Linked DNA regions of Homo sapiens: region 2 is linked to region 1. Evidence: chromatin loops called from intact Hi-C (ENCODE). Cell type or tissue: mammary epithelial cell. All regions are shown on one strand. Each heading gives the region's core, and the rest is flanking DNA. Links, peaks and the distances in the headings are about the cores only.

Region 1 (10,545 bases), core at 4,248-8,247:
AGCTCTGGGCTGCGAGGGCCGGCAGCTAGCCAGAGACTGGTTCCTCGGGGTTCCTGGGCAGGCAGAGACCCCGGGCAACCAGGCATTCATGGGATCAGGAGCACCCCAAAGCCTGGGGGTGTCGGAAGGAATCCCCAAGAGAAAGAAGCACCAAGACATGGGTTAATACAGAGAAGCGAGGCAGAGCCAGGCCCTGGAGAGAAAGCAGGCCGGGGAGGAGGGCTGAAGAATCTGGAGACCAAGGAAGTGGCAACTACAGGAACGGCAGGCACAGAGGAGGGGAACTGAGGCAGGGGGGCCAGCAGAGGGACCATGACTGTCAGGGTCTGAGCTCTGAGCCTTGGGGAAGGTCAGGGGCTGGGGGCTGAGTGAGAAGCGAGGAGAGGAAGCGAGGAGCCATTGAGGCGAAGGGTGAGGTGGAAGGCAAGATAAACGGTTGTGGCCTTTGGGGAGGAAAACCCATGGCCCTCGAGGGCCCCCTAGCCAGGGCCTGGCATTTCTGCTGCCTGAGAGGGCCCCTGCACATATGCCCCAGGCTCTGGGGGCCCAGGCCTCTTCACACGTCACAGCTGTGCTCACCCTGGCACCCTAGGGTCCCTGTGATGCTCCAAGCCTAAGCCACCCCAAGGGCCCCTCCGAACGGGTCCAGCCACCAGACTCTCCCCACCGCTACCTCACAGTAGCTTCTGCACAGCAATGGGATGGGAGGGTGGGCAAAGGGGCGAGAGGAGAGGGGGAGGGGGATGAGGGAGGGTCCTGGGCAGAGCAGGGTGACAAAGGCTCAGAAGAGTGTAGAGAGAGCTTGGCCAGTGGCAGGTGCAGGGTCTCTGGCTGCCGCCAGGGCTCCGTGATGGAGCAACAGGGAAGGTGGTGTTGTGTAGTAAGCTGAGCACGGAACAATGTGCTGTGCAGCTTTGGGCAGGTCACTTCCTGTCTCTGGGCTTTGGTTCACTCAACAATAATATAAGCAGCTGGACTAGGGGCCCCTTAAGGCCCTTTCAGTGGTGGCATCCTCTAACTGAGGCTGTGTGAGAGCAGACAGTGGGGGAAGGAAGGGGCCAGGGCCAGGTGGGCATTCATGGAGAAATCAGGTACTCACCTCGGACCTCCAAGCGGGCCTCGCACTGCCGAGCACCATACTCATTGACCGCTTTGCAAGTGTAGAAACCAGCATCGCCACGCTCTGCAGCCAGGATCCGCAGCCGGCACAGCCCACCCTCAGCCTCCTCCGCAAAGCGCCGCTGGTCTGGGCGCACGGGCTGGCGGTTTCTCAGCCTGTCAGAGGGGCAAGAACTCAGTCCCAGGGCCCAGGGGCCTGATGTGCGTGCACAGGAACTGGGGCTGCAGCACTGTGCAGGCCTCTCCTTCCCTGTGCAGTTTGCCCAGTCCCCAGATCTGTCCCACTGACCGTGGGCATCCCTGGTTTCCAGGGCTAGGTTTTTACCCCCACTCTGCCATCCCACCCACCTCTAGGAGCTTCCAGGTCACTTCTAACTGCCTGCAGCTCTCCCTTCTCGGAACCCTGCTGCATTCAGAGTGGAGCCGTGCTATTTAGCTCTTTTTTCTTGTCTTTTTTTTTTTTTTTTAAACAGGGTTTCCCTCTGTCACCCAGGCTGGAGTGCAGTGGCACAATCACAGCTCACTGCAGCTTCTACCTCCCCAGGCTCAAGCGATCTCCCCATCTCAGCCTCCTGAGTAGCTGGGACTACAGGCACACGCCACCATGCCCAGCTAATTTTTGTATTTTTTGTAGATACAGGGTTTCACCATGTTGTCCACGCTGGTCTTGAACTTCTGGGCTCAAATGATCCTCCTCTCTTGGCTTCCCAAAGTGCTGGGATTACAGACATTGAGCCCTCATGCCTGACCCTATTTAGCTCTTAATAATTCTTAAACTTCCCCATGTCTTATTTTTATTTATTTATAATGGACAGATAGCTTTCCCACTTCCCAAAAGGGATATGAAAAAACTTACAATGTTAAAAAAAAAAATCACAGTGGGGGCTGGGCACGGTGGTTCATGCCTGTAATCCCAGCACTTTGGGAGGCCGAGGTGGGTGGATCACCTGAGGTCAGGAGTTCGAGACCAGCCTGACCAGAAACCCTGCCTCTACAAAAAATACAAAATTAGCTGGGTGTGGTGGCACATGCCTGTAATCCCAGCTACTCAGGAGGCTGAGGCAGGAGAATCCCTTGAACCCAGGAGGCGGAGGTTGCAGTGAGCCCAGATCGCACCACTGCACTCCAGCCTGGGCGACAAAGAGTGAAACTCCAGCTAAAAAAAAAAAAAAAAAAAAAAAAAAAAAAAAAAAAAATCACAGTGGGGACCAGACAATCAATTAAAAATGAAAAACAGAATTCAAACCATAAAAAATTAGCAAGCTGAGTAATCCATCTTCCAGGCACCTGGGATGAGCGAGGCCCCTCTGCTTAGACCCACATTTAACTCGGGGCTGCTGGCAGCTCAGAAACAAATTGTTGCATGTCTTTTTTTTTTCAGCAATAGGGTCTTGCTATATTGTCCAGGCTGGAGTGCAGTGGTATGATCATAGCTCACTGCAACCTCAAACTCCTGGGCTCCAGTGATCCTCCTCCTCACCCTCATAAGTAGCTGGGTCTACAGGCATGTACTACCACGTCCAGCTAATTTAAAAAAAGTTTTTGTAGAGACAGAGTCTCACTATGTTGCCCAAGCTGGTCTTCAACTCCTTGGCTCAAGCAATCCTCCTTCCTTGGCCTCTGAAATGTCTTGCTCCTTGCTAATTTTGGGAAGGGGGTATTTTTATTTTTGAGACAGGGTCTCACTCTGTCACCCAGGCTGGAGTGCAATGGTGTGATCTCAGCTCACTACAGCTTCCACCTCCCAGGGTCAAGTAATCTTCTTGCCTCAGCCTCCCAAGTAGCTGGGATTACAAGCATGCACCACCACATCTGGCTAATTTTTTTGTATTTTTAGTAGAGACAGGGCTTCGCCATGCTGGCCAGGCTGGTCTCAAACTCCTGGCCTCAAGTGATCCATTCGCCTCACCTCTCAAAATGCTGGGATTACAGGCGTGAGCCACCGCACCCAGTCATTTATCCCAAATGGACAGACATGAGACCCAAACCCCTCCCCAGAAGGGGAAGCCCTAAATAAGCCTGGAACATGGGGCAAGGGACAGGGTGCCGGGGGGAGTACACTGCTGTCCCTGAGATGAGGCCCCTGAGGCAGATCATGGGGAAGCCCACCAAGATTCCATTTCCTTCCACCCAAAGCCAGACCTCCCAGAGCCAGGCCTGGCATAGAGTCGCTGGTGGGTGGTGGAAAGTGCGGCTACTCACCAGGAGACCACAGGCTTGGGCTCCCCCTGCACGCGGATGCTCATGATGACATCTTGGCCTTCTCTTACTGACTGGTCCATAAGTGAGACCTGAAGGGGGTACCCCAAAGTGTCAGGGGAAGACAGGGCAGAGCCTTGGGTCCTGGGGGCTGTGGAATCTGAGACGGAGGACTCTTCCACAGCCAGGCTGAGACTGGCTCTGGGTAAGAGGGTTTGAATGGGAGCAAAGTTCCAGGTCTTGATGTTGCCTAGGCATGGCCCCAAGAACAAGGGGGCACCCAAAGGAACGGGGGCACACAGGAGGCTAGGCCCCAGCCTCAGGGGTCTGACCTTGAAGGTGGGGGGTGCCTTGGAGCCAGTGTCAGAAGAACGGCGGTTCTGGCTGGGACTGGGCTTCATGGTGGGGGTTCGCGGCCAGGTCTCCCCAGGCTCTGGGAACTCCTCTGGGGGGCTCAGGTATTCCTCGTCGGAGGTGATGGGGCTGCTGAAAGGGGATGTAGACCCACCTGGAGAGAGACAGAGATAGCTACCAGGGAGGAAGGCGAGCAGAGAGCCTGGGAGAGCTGGCTGGAATGTCGCCCAGAGCCCAGGAGTTGCGGCAGCTCCCCGCAGGCCGGCCCTGCCCTGACTTCACCCCCAGGCTCCTGCGACCTCGCCCAGCTTCTTCCCCTCCCTGAGCCCCTGGAACCTCCTCTGCCACTGGCTCTGCCAACACCGACCCTGCTGATCCTCCCAGGAGGGGACACCATAGGGAAAGGCCTGGGGCAAAGGGTTCGGGCAGCAGAGGGGCCACTCCTGGGCCTGGTGGGAGAATTCCACTGGAGCAGGGCACCCACATTCCTGACATGGACTAGAGACCTAAACTACCAACTGCAGGCTCCAAAAGCAGGGGAAGCAGGTCTATGGAACCCTGGAGCAGCATGGCTAGGACGCCCATTTCTTGGGTGAGCTGGGCCTGGTGCAGAGGAACACACACCGCAGACAAGTCACATCCCGACCTCGGTCCAGGGCCAATGAGGCGGCACTATCTAGCCTGCCCCTCCCCCTTTCCCTTCTCAGCTTCCTGCCGTGCAAACCCCAGGGGCACCTGTTGGCCACAGCCCTACAGCTTGCACCCCCAAACGCTCGAGGGATAGGAAAGCAGAGCTGGAGTCATCCACCAAAAAGGGCAGCTCAGCCTGGGGGAAGAGGAGGGGGGCACCAGAGTCAGCCTTGGGGGAGGGGTGTCCCCAGGGCCCTGACGCCCTCCCCTGCAACTGGCCAGGGTCCCAGTCTCGCTGAGCTGGCTCCTATCCGACTGCCAAATACAGACATGAAACTGCCACAGCCCCCTAGGTTCTCCCCAGGGTCCCCCCACCCCAAGCCCCCAGCAGGGCTGTACCCCAACTCACCCCGAGGCTCTGCACACAGACCCCAGCCTGTGCCTGTCCTGAAGGCTCTGCCCTGGCACCAGGCCCTCCTGCTGCCTGCCCACTGCCCACCCCAGCGTGGCTCCCCAGGGAGCAGGAGCCCAGCCTGTCCAGCCTGCCCAGCCCCACTCACTCGGCTGACCCAGCTGAGGCCCTGCACGGAGAAGGCCCTGGGGGAGGGGAAGGCGCCTGAGGAGGGGAAGGAGGAGGTTGGATGGCAGGCCGGCAGGCAGCTGGCTAGGAAGGTGGTGCCTGCCGAGACCACAGGCAGCCTGGGCCCTGGTGTGGAGGGGGAGGAGAGGGGAGAGGGGAGGGAGGGCGGAGCGCGGCCGTCTGGATTTAGCCACTCTGCTCACTCCCAAGCCGCGGGATCTGCCTTTCTTCTCCTTACAGCTTCAGACCCTGACAAGAGCAAAGCCCGCTCTGCGGTGCCTTGACTCAAGGTGTGGGGCCTCCGTCCCCGAGCAAGACAGGGGAGGGGTGGCACTGCGCTGTGCCAATAGGGACACTTGCCCTGACCCATTTGTTCTGACACGTCCACCAAAGAAGGTGCCCGTGGGAAATGTTCCCTGTGTTGCCCCTTGCTCTGACGGAACCACCAAGATCCCTGACCGGGGAATGCGCTAACGAGCCTCAAATACTACAGAGCCAGGGCATACCTGTTTTCTTTGGCCCCGAAAATCGGAGAACTGTCAAGATCTTTGCCCTCCTTCACAGAGGTGGGGGAAGAATCTGAGGGGGCCCAGAATCCCACCTCTGCCCCCTCATCCCTGCCATGGAAGGTCTGGCCAGCAGCCACCACAGGGCCTAAGCCCACATCCAGCCTTCCTACCCAAACCGCCAGGGCACCTGTTGGCAACTTGCCCGCCACCCACCTTAGCCCCGCTAAAGAGGACAGCGGGGGCTGCCTCCCCCAAATGGCCCCTTATCATGAGAACCCATTTGTATCTGGGATGGGGAAAGGGTTTGGACACAGAACCTGAGAGAAGGGGGCTGTTGAGCAGGGGTCACATGTCCTTCTCCCTCTTCCTATCACCTCACCCCGCAACCCGGGGCCACATTCCCAAGCCATGACCTGTGTTTCCCAGCATGGCCAGTAAGGAAGGAGGGCTGGGGGCCGGGCAGAGGAGGGGCCCACGGTTCAGGCTGGCTGTCTTGAGGTAGGGTTGGGGAGGGAAGTCAGAATGGCATTTGGTGCTTAAGGCATTTGATGCTGAGATCACAGGCATGGCTCCGCAGGTGGGCGGTCCTACCCCTCTATGGAGCCTGGAGTCCTGCCCCAGGGTCACCTCCAGGCTGGACAGTACTGAGGAGGCTCACGGGCCCAGGGACTGGGAACGGAAGCAGAGCTGAAGGCCAGATGGTCAAGGTTTGCAGGGAGCCTCAGAGACCCCTGGTGGTGCCCAGGGGAACAGCATGCTGGAGGGCATCTAGCCATGAAGCAGACCCCCATCCTCAAGCCCCTTGGAGAGACAGACTGTCAGAGCAGCCCAGGCCTCTTCCAGACAAGGCAGTAGCCTCTGCCCCTCCATACCTCCAAAAGTGAGTGACCAAGGAAGCTGATCGAGGATTCCTGAGGCTCCATACCAGAATCCGGTGCCACCTAGTTTTTTCCCTGGCCACATAGCAAAAACCATCTTTGGAACCAGTCCCTGACATCCCAGCCCTGCTGCACCCACAAGCCCAACTCTCACTGTGGCAAACACAGTTACACCAGCCAGGAAGGAGGGGGCAGGTGCCCCCCTAAACCTAATAGGCACATACACTCAATGGCCCCGAACAACCCACCACGGAAGTACCGCCCCTTCACACTGGCTCCCAATCCCCCACGCTGACCCCATGCTCATGTCTGCCCTTTCAACATCACTCTCAGGTCAAACTCATTTGATGAAAATACTGGCGTTAGGAAGCACACAGGGAACTCCCTCTCCTCAGACCAGCACATCCACCGACCCCAACTGTTTCAGCGTCCCCTGATGTGTTCTCACAATAGACAGAGTTGCAGCCACCACTGCGAATTATCTAGTACATAAAAGGTGTCGCACACAGCCCTTTGCTTCAGGGCTTCTCAGAATGTTACTTGACCTACTCACATCAGGACCACCTCGGGCTTATTTAAAATATAGATTCCTCAACCTTACTCCAGCCTGCAGAATTAGATTTTCTGAAATGAGATGTCAGGAAACTGCATTTTAAAAAGCACCCCAGATGACTCTTAGGCACATGAAAGCTTAGGGACCACTGCTGATCTTTATGGGAGGAGGACAGCCCTAAGAGGTGGTATCACTAAGCCCCCTTCACTGGGCCATTCAACCTCAGAGCAGAGCTTTGAACCTAGGAGGTTTGGCTACACAGCCCATGTGCTTCCCCTGGCATGACCTGGTCTCCCATCTTGGGCACAATCTCTAACTCTATGGCAGTGGTTCTCAAGGTTTTCTGTGCATCGGAATCACCTGGAGGGCTCCTTAGACCATAGAGTGCTGGGCCCCACCCACGGAATTTCCGATTCAGTAGGTCGGGGCTGGGGCCAATAATCTGCATTTCTTAAGAGTGCAAAACGCTTATTGGGAAAAAAAAAAAAAGAAACTGCATTTCTAACACATACTCAGGTGATGCTGATGCTGCTGGTCTGGGGGCCTCACTCTGAGGACCACCGCTCCATGGTCTCTTTGCCAAGCTCCCCTCATAGGCAGAGCCTCATGACCCTTGTGGCTGGGTGTCATGCCTAGCCTCACCTCTGTGTGTCACCCACGTTGCTCAAGGGCTTGAAAAGTCATGGGGCTCTCTGCCTACTCACTGCCACCTCACATACAGCTCTGCAGTCCACACAGCCCCTAACTGTCCAGGAGGGCCCCCAGGCACAGCTGCCAGTGCTAAGGAGTGGCAAAGACATGGTCATGTCCTCAGGAGCCTTCTGGGTGGTGGGGAAGACAAACCAGATACACAAGTGACTACAAGAGCAAGCAGGAAGTATGAGGTAGCAAGAGAGCAGCAGGTAAGGGGCGTGGGAGTATAGAAGGCGGGAGATGACTTTTGGCCCAGGGAAAAAGAGAGAACTGAAGGAAGAGGCAGTATTGGAATTGCAGTTTGCAGGAAAAAGGGAAAAGTATTCCAGGCAGAGGAAAGTGCATGCGGAAAAGTTTGAAGCAAAAGCCATGTGTGCAGAGGACTATAGCTCAACTGTCTGTCTATAAACTGGGTAAAGAAGTAAGGAGTGGAGCATCCACTGTTCAAGCAGGTGCCTCCCACTGCCACCCGAGGGCCAGCCTCAGGCCTCTGGCTCCTTTTGCCCTATGGGTGCAGATGGTAGAGGCCACACAAAGGTGTGCAGCCTTTACTCTGTAGGCAAGGCGGACTCTTTACAATTCTTTTGTTTGTTTGTTTTTGCTTTTGTTTTGAGACAGTCTCAGTCTGTCATCCAGGCTGGAAAGCACTGGTGTAATCTCAGCTCACTGCAACCTCCACCTCCGAAGTTCAAGCGATTCTCCTGGCTCGGCCTCCCTCAGTAGCTGGGATTACAGGCTCCCACAACCACACCTGGCTAATTTTTGTATTCTTAGTAGAGACGGGGTTTCATTATGTTGGCCAGGCTGGTCTCAAACTCCTGGTCTCAAGTGTTCCACCTGCCTTGGCCTCCCAAAGTGCTAGGATTACAGGTGTGAGCCACGGCACCCAGTCCATAAACGGTTTTTCCTCCTTATGATTCTTGAGGAAGGGAGTGATAGGCTGCAGGTTAGCAAGCATTTGCCTGTGGCTTGGCCCTTCCCAGCTGGCCCTCCACATGTGCTGTTTCAGTAGGTCCTCCACAGGCAGTTCTTGAAATGTCTGCTGTGGTAACCCCACTGCGGAAAAGTCAGGGAAAGGGAGGACACGGCTGGCCAGGAGGTGGGCATTTCCACAGGGTGCTGACATGAATGTTTCCCCTTGGACTGAGAATGTTTCAGGCTTAGTTCAAAATGTACAAGCCAACAGATCATTTCACATGGTCAGCCTGACCTAGCCCCAGAAGTGATTAATTTTTCTTTTTTCTTTTCTTTTTTTTCTTTTTCTTTTCTTTTTTTTTTTTTTTTGAGACAGAGTCTCGCACTGTCGCCCAGGCCGGAGTGCAATGTTATGATCTCAGCTCACTGAGACCTCTGCCTCCCAGATTCAAGTGATTCTCCTGTCTCAGCCTCCCAAGTAGCTGGAATTAGAGACGTCCATCACCACACCCGGCTAATTTTTTGTATTTTTGGTAGAGACAGGGTTTCACTATGTTGGTCAGGCTGGTCTCATACTCCTGACCTCATGATCCACCCTGCTTGGCCTCCCAAAGTGCTGGGATTACAGGCGTGAGCCACCGCACCCGGTCATGATGAATTTCTTATATATGACTATGTTAGTTTGCTCCAGGTGAGGAAAAGTGGCTGCAACAACAGTAAATGAGCTCTCAATTCTTCTGACAGGCTGTGAGTGATGGCCCCCGTTCTAGGTACCAGCTTCGGGGAGGCCACCTGTCAGGCAGGCCTGTTTCTGGCAGACAGGAGGGTAGAGGAAGGGCTGAGTTTGGGCAAGGGGACCATGCCACACTGCTTTGTCTGGTGTTGTCCAAACCCCCATCGAGGACTGACGATGGGGGCCATGTGGCATCCTCCCCAACGGCAGCCACTGCCATCACAAGGGAGAATCTGCAACTATGCCACAGGTGGCCAGAGACCAGGGGCAAGAGAAGACAGGGACTGACATGGATGCTAAGGTTTTCTTCCTTGTTTTTGTTTTCATGGCCCCCAATAAACAACCTATTTTCTGCTGTGGTCATGTTGATTCTATGAGTGGGACCAGAATGGGCTTCGATGAGCTATATATCCTCTGTCCCAAGTGTCCAACTTGCCCTCCTCACAGACCCTCAGGAATCTCACCAAGTAGGTGGCCTGGCTGGTGTGAAGATCCTCACTTTACAGCCAAGAAAACCATGACCAGCTAAGGTACAATGAAGAGGCCAAGGTCTTGGCTGGAAAATGCAAGAATCCTGGGCTCAAATATAGGAGACCTGTAGTTGAGGGAAGGACTGGAGGTGGGGAGGATGAGGCCCAGGCCCATGGGGCCTCCCATACTCCCACTTCCTCCTGCCCAGCACCCAGAGGGCCTCCTCTCGGGGCGCACGGTGGGGAAGCTGGGTGTGCTCACATCAGGCATGCAAGGAAACAGAAGGACCACAGCTGTGCTGGAGGTGGGGAGTCAATAGAGGAAGAAGAGAAAGCCCCCAGTCGGACCCACCCACAGAGGGCATCACCAGTGCCCTCCCAGTGAGCTCATGAGCTCAGTTCTACCTCAACCTCGAACTTCTTCAGAGCAACAGGAAAGGGGGGTGGGATAGTGTCATGGTTAGGAGTGTAGGCTTGAGAGACCGAGACAGGGTTTCAAATCATAGCTCCAGCCTCCAGCTGGCCCTAAGCTCCTAGAGCTGACCATCCCAAGAAGGCAGCCACTAGCCACCTGAGACTATTTAAAAGCAGTTATTAAAATGAAATTAAATTTAAAATGCAGTTCCTCAGTCACCGCAGCTGCATTTCAAGTGCTCACTAACCACATGTAGCTAGGGCTACCATACTGGACCACACACATATAGAGCATCTCCATCATCACAGAAATGTCTATTGATCAATGCTGCTCCAGACAAAACTGCTGGGATTACAGGTGTCAGCCACTGTGTCCAGAGAGCAATTGGCTAAAGTTTTCCAAGTCTCAGTTTCCTCATTCGTAACATAGGCATAATAATAGAACCTACCTCATAAGGCTGGATTAAACAAAATAATCCAATCAACACAGGGCCTGGT
Region 2 (10,545 bases), core at 2,139-6,138, 62 kb before region 1:
TGCAGATTCAGAAGTGGACCCCAGGTTCACGGGCCAACATCACCTCCCTGGGAGTCAGCAGGCCCTGGTTTCAGCTCCAGCTCCATCACAGATAGCCTGTGTGACTTAGGTTAGTAAAGTGATTTATCAACTTCTCTGGGCCTCAGTTTCTTCATGTGTCAAGTAGAGACAGAAATCCCTGCTTATTTCACAGATTAGTTGTACATCTCAAAAGAGAGGAAGTATGTGAAAGGCATTTGCAAAGTGCAGTCATATACGTGCACCAGTAATAAAGGTTTTGTAGAGACCAGCATGAACCAAGCTAGGGCAGAGATTGATCACTATGTGGTGCTGGAAATGGATACACAGGAGGCTCATAACATGGGGAAAGGGGCATATATTTTGTAGGCTGACAGAACAGGGTTCAAATCCAGCCTCTCCCACCAACTTTGGACAAACAACCTCAGATGTGTGATTAAACCTCTCTGAGCCTCGGTTTGCTCATCTGTAAAAGGGGAATGGTAATTCCTCCTCCTAAAGTTACATGAGAGGATTAGAGATCAATTCAGTGATTCCTGGCAGGTGCTCAAGGGAGGGGTGAGGCCCTTTGGGGAATGGAGCTTCCTGCCAGGACAGTGCAGCCATTTTGATCTTGGATCCCCACTGGGCGCAACCTCACAGGGCATCAAGCACCTTGCAGGCTCTCTCTGCAATTTGGGAGCGGCTTAGAGGATGGAGCTCTGTCACAGCGAAACCCCCAGGCTCTGAGATATGGCTCTCCTACCAGATGGAAAGCCCAACCTAGTTTACATCTGGGCCTTGCCCTTAGTTAAGTCTGTGGGATTCAGATTCAATCAATTAACCTCTCTGATCCTCCATTTTTCATCTGTAAAATGGCAGTAACAACAGGCGCCCTTCAAAGGTGTTATGAGGAAAGACAGAATGTACGTAAATCATAGCAACCACTAATATTTACTTAGTGCTTACCTCTGTGCCAGGCACAGTTCTAAGCACTTTATATAGATTAACCCCTTAACCCTCACAAAACTCCTATATGGCAGTAGTCCTATCGTTTTCATTTTACAGACAGGGTAACGGAGGTACAGAGAGGATAAGGAAGCTGACAGGGGACCAGGCAGTCTGGCCCTGGAGTCCACCCATAGCCACTGTGTGACATACACTTGGCACACAGTACCTACAAATAGTAGGCGCTCAAGAACTGGTGAATGTTCAAACAACACTTACTTTGTCCAACACTATTCATTGAGCCTGTGCTCAACAGTGTCAGGCACTGTGTGCTTGGTGCTGGACATGCAACAGAGAACAAAACAGACAGCCTCTGCCCTCAAGGAGCTTGCTGTCTGGCTGCAGAGACATTCATTCATTCAAAGTACTTATGGGCTAGGCACGGTGGCTCACACTTGTAATCCCGGCACTTTAGGAGGCCAAGGTAGGAGGATCGATTGAGCCCAAGAATTTGAGACCAATCTAGGCAACATAGCGAGACCTCGTCTCTACAAATAATAATAAATTAGCCAGGCATGGTGGCTCACACATGTAGTCCCAGCTACTCAGGAGGCTGAGGTGGGAGGATCTCTTGAGTCTGGGAGGTTGAGGCTGCAGGGAGCCACCGTGATGGCACCACTGCACTCCAGCCTGGGCAACAGAGCGTGACCCTGTCTCAAAAAAAAAAAAAAGTGCTTATGGGGCACTTACAACATAAACACTTTGAACTGCACCAGGCATGTTCACAAATCCACCAGTCACACAAATGGATAAATTGTTACTAGTTGTGATCCTTGTAGTGATGGGGTGACCTAGCCAAGGTCACCACGGTGGAACAGGAGCTCAATTTGGCTTGCAGGGTCAGGAAAAACTTCTCTAAACAAGCCACCTGGCTCACCCAGGAGGGGCATCAGACAATGCCACACTCAAGAAAGAGGAAGACACAGCGCCCTCAGCAGGCTTAGTTCTACACGTGCATACAGGGACCCCCCACCTCCACCGCCACCCATGAGCTTTTCAGGGCCACTTCCTCCCTACAGTGGATCTAGGAGGCAATGGCTGAGGTGTTTGTTCAAATGTAAATGTGTGAGCTGTGGTGGAAGGGACAGGGGAGCCCTAGGAGCCAGGGAGGGCTGGGGGCCGTGGAAGAAGGCTGTGGTCCCCGGCGGGCGCCGCGCTTCCACGGGAGAGGAGAACGGGAGGATGAAGGCCTCCGGGACCCAGGTAAACGGTCAAAACCATTCCCCAGGCAGCGACCGCTTAGGCCTTACACCCTAGAAAGTCAGTTTTTAATTGGTGAATTGGTAAGTAAGTCCTTCCCTGACATTCCCGCCCCTCGATGCAAAGTTCCTCGTCAAGAGTTTTGCTTATACAGTGGAGCACACTCCCACAGCCAGGCGGGAGTTCAGGAGACAAGACAGAAAGAGGCGGCGGGGACGGTGGGTGGGTGGGTGTGCGCCTGCCAGGATCCCTGGCCCCCCGCCCTCTCCCGCACACACAGCCTGGCCGCCCAGGCCTGGCCCACCCGCACCCAGAGGGCCGCACCCACCGGCTCGCGCGCCTCGCCGCCCTCCGCTCCCTCCCGCGGGCCAGGCATCCATCACGGCTCCCGAGCGCCCTCCCTCCCATCTCCTGCGGGCTCCTCCGCTCTCCTCCCTGGGTCTGCCTCATTTGCATTCCCCCGGCTCCCGGCTCCTCGGCAAAGTGACCTCCGCACACAGCAGCGCCAGAGGCTTCCACCGCGGAGGGAAACACCGCCGCCCGCCCCCGCGGCGGCCGGGGAGGGGGCGACGGGGGCGGGGGTCCCGAGGAGATGGATGCGGAGCTGGGCCTGGCTGGCGGGCCTGAAGCGGCCAAAAGGCCCGGGGCCGGGGGCACTGAGGGACTTGGGTGCTCGGGTGGGATTTGAACCCGCGACCTCAGATCCCCAGCCAGGCGGGAGTGAGACATGATCAGCACGAGGCCCGGGAGGCTGCGACCAGAAACGGAACCCCTACTGGGAACCTGGGGCTCCCCAACGTCCCGTTTCCTTCCCCCGTGAGCCCCCACTGGGGAGGGGCCGACCCCACCGGGCAGTCGCCCAGGGGTTCCCAGCCCTCCCCGGGGACCTGCCCAGCCCCCACCCCACCCTCCGGGCCCGCCGAGCCGCCTCCCCTCCCCCCGTTTGGTATTTACACCTTCCACACATTTGTAAGCTATTATCCTGTCCACGCTTAGTCACCGCTGAGCCAAGCGCCACGGATTTAGCTCCTTTAATCTTTCCTCCTAAATCAATCCTCCATTTCCCCTTAATCATCCCGTGGCTCCTCTCTGAACTCTTGCTGCCGCCTCGGCTGCTGCAGCCCGTGCCTATCTCTCTGGAACTGCTCCCCCTCCAACCCAACACCCACGGGTGTCCCAAGGGCATGGTGAGCATTTGAGGGGTGGGTTGGATTTCCAGCGCTGCCAGCCCCAGCCTAGGAGCCAGGGGAAGAAGTGCAGACCCCTGCCCACCTCTTCCTAGAAAACACACCACTGAACCTTCCCATCTCCACTCTCAGGATCTCTGCCCCTCTGTCCTCCTCCTGCCTTCCCATCCTCACTCATCCTTCTGAAGACCCTAAGTTTCCACCATGATTTGCAAAAAAATTAAAAAACAAACAAACGTGGCAGATCTTCTCCCCTCGGGCCTCCTGCCCCCAGTGCTGGCCGTTCCCACCTCCTCTTCCCAGCTGCTCAAAGGAGGTGGGCTGCAGGGCCAGCCTGGAAGGGCAAGGAATACTTATAACTCAGGAATACTTATAACTTATAACTCAGAGGCAGCCTGAGGCCGGCCTCTGTCCCCTCCTGCAGGGTGGCTGTCCATCTCTCCTGGACCACCTCAGGCTCCACCCCCTTCACTCCCTCCTGCCTGCCCATGGGACCCACTGACGACTCGGGGACTGAGTAGCTTGGGTCTTGGCATTCCAATGCTCCCTGTAGTGCTTCCTGGGTGCCCCTGCCTCTCCATTCCTGATCCTTCCTGCCCCCTGCCTGGACCTAGCAGAGGCAGCCCTGCCGCCAGCCACAAGAGGGAGCAGATTCCTCCCAAGAAGCAGAAGGGCAGGGGTGGGGGTCCAGGAAGGAGTGCGGGCAGGGGAGACAGAGGGAGGATCAGAGGGGGACAGGACGTGGGGCCATTTCTTCAAACGCTAATCAGCATCTTCCGGCAGTGTCTGAGAAGCTGAGCTGATAATGAGCCCAGCTCGGGGCTGATTCCTGATTAATGAAGAGGCCACGGGGCTGCTGAGTGGGGCTGGGTGGGGCATGTCCCTCATGGCCCTCCCACTGCCCTTGAAGACCAGCCCTCTGAGACAGTAACAGTCACTGCCCTTCCCTGCCAGGCCACACCACTTACATCCCCTCCACCCACTCCACTGCCCAAGCAGGCAGGCTGACAGCACCCCTCCAGGAGGGTCTGAGCCGCAGCTGGTGTGGGGTGGAAGGTGGGGAGGGTGGGTGCACCTGGTTCTGCAATCTGAGGGGTTGGCAGCCCTCAGTATTTTTTAAATCAGTTACTGTTCTATTAAAATAATCACGATTTGGAGCTGCTTTTGACAGACTGGAAGACCCAGCCATGCTGGGCTCCTCACACAGGGCAACAGTTAGCTAGGGCTGAGAAGCAGCTGCGTCCTTCAAGACTAAGTGGTCTTCAGTTCTCCTCAGACCCCACCCTTCCCTACTGTATCCCCCCACCCCAACCTGACCTGCCTGGCTCCTGAGGGCAGGATCAGCCCTGAACCAGATGTTGAACTAAATGTGCTTAAGGCTCATGCCTCAGGAGAAGCTGGGACCACAGGGAACAGAGGGCTGGACAGGCAGGGGGAGTCAGAGGCAAGCCTGTGCGGTAGATAAGAGGCTTGAACCCACCTCAGTGGGCACCCTCTCCCTTCCACAGCCAACGGGGCAAGGGGCAGCCCTTGGAACCTCCAACCCAGTGGCAAAGATGTAGAGTTGGGATGGAGTGTGGAGTAGCTCCTCCCAGGGCCAAGTGTAGGGGGTGGAGGGCAGAGACTGTCAGTAGTGGCCTGACCACACACTGGGAAGAGAAGGAGCTAAGGAGGTCGCTGGGACAGAAGGAGTGGGTGCTAAGGAGCCCGAAACTGGGTCCTGGGACAGCCAGAGAGAGAGAGGGCTTGCATGCTTTCTGTGCCTCAGAGCTGTCCTGGCTGGCGGCTGGGTGGGGCAGGGAGAGGAGAGAGGAGGGCAGGGGAGGGACTGCCCAGCTGGAAGAGGCCTTGTCTAATTGTGCCTGATTAGTAGAGAGGAAGAGAACAGGGCGAGTGATTAATAGTCATGGCAGTCACCAGCATGTGGAGAAGGAGGGTCGGGAGGGGGAGGGAGACCGGAGAGCCCATAGGGGATGGAGATAGTGAGGCGCCCACAGGGCCCCAGGCTCCTGGCCCCCCGGGGCTGCCTGGACCCTTGAGGACCCTGAGGAGTGGGGCTGGCTCCTACCCATGCCTCCTCAGGGTTTCTTCGCCTCCCCCAGCCTCAATTTTCCAGACAGTAGCGTGGAAAAGACCAAGGTCATGTCCTGCACCTGGGAAGAAAGCACCTTTGCTCACGTGGTGTCTCCAGACACCCCACTGCCCCCAGCCCCCAGCCCCCAGACACAGGCCCTATCCTCAGCTCCACCTGAGATCACAGCCCACAGAGTAGATGGCCCGACTTCCAGTCACAGCCCGCAGCTACCCTTTATATCCTGTGGTCCCAGTTGTAATCCCAGCCCTGCCCTACCCAGACAATCTCATTCCTAGGGCCATCCAGAGCTGCGCTGTCCAACACGGCAGCCTATAGCCACGTATGGCTATTTGAATGTAAAATTCATTTTCTCTGTCGCACTAATCGCATTTCAAGTGCTCAACAGCCACATGTGGCTAGTGACTACCAAGTTGGACAAGCACAGGTGCAGAGCGTGTCCATCACCACAGAATGTTCTATTGGCAGCACTGATCTAGACAGTGTGTGCGCACTCCTGCACCTATGCACACGTGCATGCATATTTTGGAGGGCTGGATAGAATGGAAATGCTAGTACAGGGCAGAGGAGGGTGTGGGCCAGAGGGTCAAAAGCGGGGCGATGACTAGGTAATGGAGAGTAATGAAGATGCCAGCACATGGGTCGGAAACCAGTAGGTGGTGCTGACAACAGTCAGGTTAAAGATAGCCAGCAGTTGGGGTGGCGGCATTTATAACAGCTGACGCTTACACAGAGTATACGATGTGTGTGCCAGGTAGTGTGCTAAGCTCTTTAGGAGCATCTCTTTAATCCTCACAACAACCCCCAATTTTTAGGTTCTAATATCCTATTTAAAGAATACACCCAGCACTTTGGGAGGCCAAGGCGGGCGGATCACGAGGTCAGGAGATCGAGACCATCCTGGCTAACACAGTGAAACCCCATCTGTACTAAAATTACAAAAAATTAGCCGGGCGAGGTGGCGGGCACCTGTAGTCCCAGCTACTCAGGAGGCTGAGGCAAGAGAATGGCATGAACCCCGGGGGGCGGAGCCTGTAGTGAGCCGAGATCGCGCCGCTGCACTCCAGCCTGGGCAACAACGAGACTCTGTCTCAAAAAAACAAACAAAAAAAAGAATACACAAACCGATGCTCACAGAAGCTTTTTGGCTTCCCCACGGCCACACAGCTTAATGCGTAGAGCCGAGGTTCGAATCCTGGTGGTCCCCAGGTGAGAGGAGATGCTGAATTTTAGAGCCACCCTTGCATTTTACAGCTCAAGAAATGAAGCCTAGGGAGAAAGAGTGATTTCTGCCTTTTAGTAAGAGGGCAGGCTGAGAGCAGGCCGCAGTGGGGAAGGTAGAACTGGGGCTTGGAGGAAGGGGGTGTGGGTAGCAGATGGCGGCAGGAATCAGGGAGGAAGGGAGAGCTGTCTACAAGGCTGGGGGTGGGGGACATACAGGTGGTAGAATGGGCGGGAGTGAGATGGTATGAGACTGAGTGAAGAGGGGAGGGAGAAGAGAGGAGCAGAGGTAAACTAGCTGGAGCTAGCCACCATGCAGAGCAAACATACGGGGCCCACCTCCCAGGGCCCTCTCCTCTTTCCTCTCTTCCCTCTTCTCCAAACTGCCCAGCCTGCCTCATCCCCTAGGCCCTCCCAGCTCTCCTCCACCCAGAATGGCCTCTCCTTCTCTGAACTCGACCTCTTACTACCCATGCACCTCGTCTGGCAATTGATCCTGGCACCTTATGACACCACTTGCATGGCTGATTAACTCTTGCATGGTTGCTTAAACTTCTGAGTGTCCCTGTCCCCACTCTACGAGACTATAGGCTGCTTGAGGACAGGGACTGGGGACAGGGCTTCCCATCTTTGCTGTCCTCCACAGCTCTGAGCAGGGAGCCCAACACATAGTAGGCACCCAGAACTCCATGTTGATTGATTGACTGACTGATTGGGAGTGCATGAAGGGATATTAGGGAGCGTGGGGGGAGAGCGATTGCAGTGGTAACAGAAGCAAGAGCAGCAGCAGAGGGGACTGGGGGAGGGCACATTACCCGGAGTAAAAATAGGCTGGAAAATGTGACATTTATTAACTTGGATTCCAGAGGAAAGGTCACAGCAGAGTGGGGAGTGGGAAGGAGGAAACAGGGAAAGCAACAGAAAACACATAACAGCCCCTTGGTGAAGCCTGTCCCTGTCTCTGACCATCTCACCACCCATACCCCGGCAGGCTCCCCACCAACCAGCTCACATACCCATCTCCCCACCATAGACCCCAAATCCCCATCATTGACTCCAGGTCCTCACCACAGAGCTGATTATGGACCTCACGTCCTTTTTGGAGACCCCATATCTTCATCTCCATGCCCATTCTCCAGTCTTTCCCCTGTAATACACCCCATCTTCCCCACTACCATGGATCATGGGCCCCCAGCCCAATCTGTAATTCCAGACCCTGGTGAATCTGCAGCAGACTCAGCCCTTGAATGCCAGACCCAAGACAGAGTTACACTCAGCAGACGGGGGATGCAGTATGTGCAGAAGAGTAGGAGGCTGGGCTGGAGACAGGGGAAATGGAAATCCCAAAGGGGAATTCCTGTCCCCCAATGCTAGCTATGCCCTCTACCCCCACTGTCCTGCACCAGGGCCAGAACCTCAGCCCACGGACTTCTACCATCCTCCTTTCTCCAGCCCCAGGGTACCAGAGGGCCTGTGGGAAATCCACCCACACTCCTCCAGGCCATCCCCAGGATTCCGGGGACTCACCAGCCTTGATCAGAGGATCCCCGTTCCTGTATCCTCCAGGCACCGCCTCCTAGCCTGGAGACCAAGCAGAACCCTCTGCCTCCCTCCCCTTACTTCCTCACCCCCTCCAGCTCTTCCTCTCCTTTCCTCTCACTGAGGTCTCATCACCCTTCCCCTTTCCTGCCCACCCCCAACTCCCGCTCGGGGACACAAAGATCCCATTGATTTCTGTCCCAACAGCACCTGCTAAGACTGAGCTCTGCCCAGCTCCCAATACGGAGTGGTGAGGATTGAGGACAGCAGAGCCCTATGGATCCCAAAGGCCACACTCACCCTCCATATCCCACCTCCTCCTCGGGGACTCTACCAACCCTTGCTTTGGGGAGCAGTGCTTTTCCCTAGGAAAGGGGGTGTACAGCCGGACAACAGGCCAATGCCCCCGACTCTTCTCCCTGCACAATGCTCCTGCTCCTGTCCCTCTATTTCTACCTAACTCCCCTGCCCAATGGCGGGAGGCCCCAGACACTGCAGGCATGGTGGGGGCCAGGAACCTCGTTGGCTGGAGCATGTTTCCTGGTGATCCTGAGGCAGCGGGTGAGTGAGAACCTGGCGGGGGTCCCTATCACTGGGGCTGGCTGCTGGAGGCTGGGCTGGAGTGGGCACCATGTTGACGCCAAACATTTGCATATGCACTGGGCAGTGGCAACGAGGATGAAACATACACGCATGCACACACAATGCTGGGAGCAAACTGTGGACTAGGGACAAGCATCTCGAGCGCCATGAATACTAGATACCCTGTGACTATGGGTGAATGGAGCCCTGACAGACAGGCAGTGTACAAGACACGCCCACCCCCTCACATACCTGACTGTGGGAGGCGTGCATGGCAGAGCAGCCCAAGCTCACACCCCTCTCCCGGAGAGGGTGCTTGTGTTTGTGCTCACACGTAGGTGACAGATGGCGCCAGCAGTCTCCAAATGGGGAGCAGCGGTTGGGATAGATGGGGGTGGGGGTGTCATGAGAAGGGATGGCATCCACAGTGGGACCCTGTCCTTGGCAGCTAAGCGAGAGCTGGGAGCTAGACATGGAGATGAGTAGCTCTCTGGGTGTGGGTGTGCAGGTGTGCATGTGAGTGTAGTGACAGGGACAGTGAGTGAGAGAGGGAGTGTGCAGGAAACTGTGTCCCCCAGCAGTGCGTGTGCGTGTGTGCGTGTGCATGTGTGCATGCACCCGTGCTGGGGCAGCAGTGAGGGTGAGTTATGCACATAAGAGTGAACCAGTGATTCCCAGTGTAAGAGCCAGAGCTGGGCATGGGAGCCGCTAGAACAGGAGACAGAGGGGGACTGGACCCCAGGAGGGCTGGAGGGCAGAATGAAAGAGGGATGTGTGAGGGAGTCTGTGAGGCAGGCATGTGAGAGACACACAGAGATCCAGAAGAGACACTGGCACCCAGTGTCCTGAAGACCGGGTCTCTCCAGCCTGCCCACCAGGCCAGCTCCCCAGGAGGCCACCCGGGGTCCTTCCCTAGATGGAGCCCCCCAAACCTCCCCTCCCTATCTCCTTCGTTTGGTGGGAAGAATCCAGTAGCCTCAGAAGAAAAAGGGAGCAAGAGAAAAGTGAGAGTCAGTTGGTCTGGCCTTGGGATGGTGCGTGCGTTCCCTGCAAGCCAGCCAGCTCCAGGACACCTGGGCCCATGCCTAGGAACCCCCACCCCAACTCCCAGACCTGGGCACTGCAGCAGCAGCAAAACCAAGAAGAGGAGCAGCAGGCGCCCCAGGGTAAGCCCCTATGAGCGGCCACTGCTCCATGGCTGGGAAGCCAGAGGGAGACGCCAGGCTTGGGGAAACACGAGGCCAGCCTCTGGTGGTGGAATGAAGGGAAGCCCTGTTGAGGATGCCCCTGTACACCACTGCCACCACTCCTCCCCACTCCCCAGCCTCCGGCCATCCAAGGCCAGGCAGCCCAGCTGGCAGAACTCACCACAGAGAAGTTGCTGGCGGAGCAGTGATGCCCACTGAAGTTGCAGCTCTTAAGCATGTCGGCGAGCTGGTGGCCAGTGCGGTTGAGGATGTCTACCATGTCAGGCTCTGGGTAGCGCAGGCCAGCCGCACGGTGCCCATCCCGGTCTTTGGGGGGCAGCCCTGTCAGATTGGCCAGGTGGAAGATGTCGGCATCGCTGAGTGCCGAATGCCGGAAGCGGTTGATATTGCAGAGGGTGACAGCCGGGAAGCCCGCCACTGGGGCTGGGGCAGCGGGGTCCATTGCCACCAGGTGAGGCCGGGTCAGGTAGCCCCGGGCCAGGCCAGCCGCCTGGTACAGGAAGGCAGCCAG

What was found. Hi-C counts contacts between places; a loop is a spot of excess contacts. Peaks named below come from ENCODE experiments on the same cell type or tissue, not always from the same donor. Only the 100,000 strongest peaks of a DNase experiment are listed, where the experiment ranks them.
Region 2: it touches region 1 in a loop (2.7-fold over the local background); 47 of 110 quality-filtered maps call a loop at or near these places.

What each region holds. Positions count from the first base shown.
Region 1 is chr2:219,455,163-219,465,707 of GRCh38, reverse strand. SPEG (striated muscle enriched protein kinase) reads right to left here. Exons shown (of 41, transcript NM_005876.5): 7 at 3,651-3,826; 8 at 3,322-3,410; 9 at 1,100-1,275. Among named protein-coding and RNA genes, the nearest start is that of SPEG, 26 kb to the right of the region's middle. RefSeq lists an enhancer at 1-569 and a silencer at 4,846-5,026. In mammary epithelial cell, for the core only: CTCF peaks have their summits at 6,126 (motif pointing left) and 7,472; a DNase peak (open chromatin) is centred at 7,627; H3K27ac peaks cover 1,407 bases.
Region 2 is chr2:219,514,956-219,525,500 of GRCh38, reverse strand. ASIC4 (acid sensing ion channel subunit family member 4) reads right to left here. Exons shown (of 10, transcript NM_018674.6): 1 at 10,195-10,545. ASIC4-AS1 (ASIC4 antisense RNA 1) reads left to right here and starts at 8,415. Exons shown (of 2, transcript XR_923921.2): 1 at 8,415-8,805. RefSeq lists enhancers at 1,590-2,090, 2,091-2,591. In mammary epithelial cell, for the core only: a CTCF peak has its summit at 4,033 (motif pointing right); no DNase peak of the experiment used is centred there.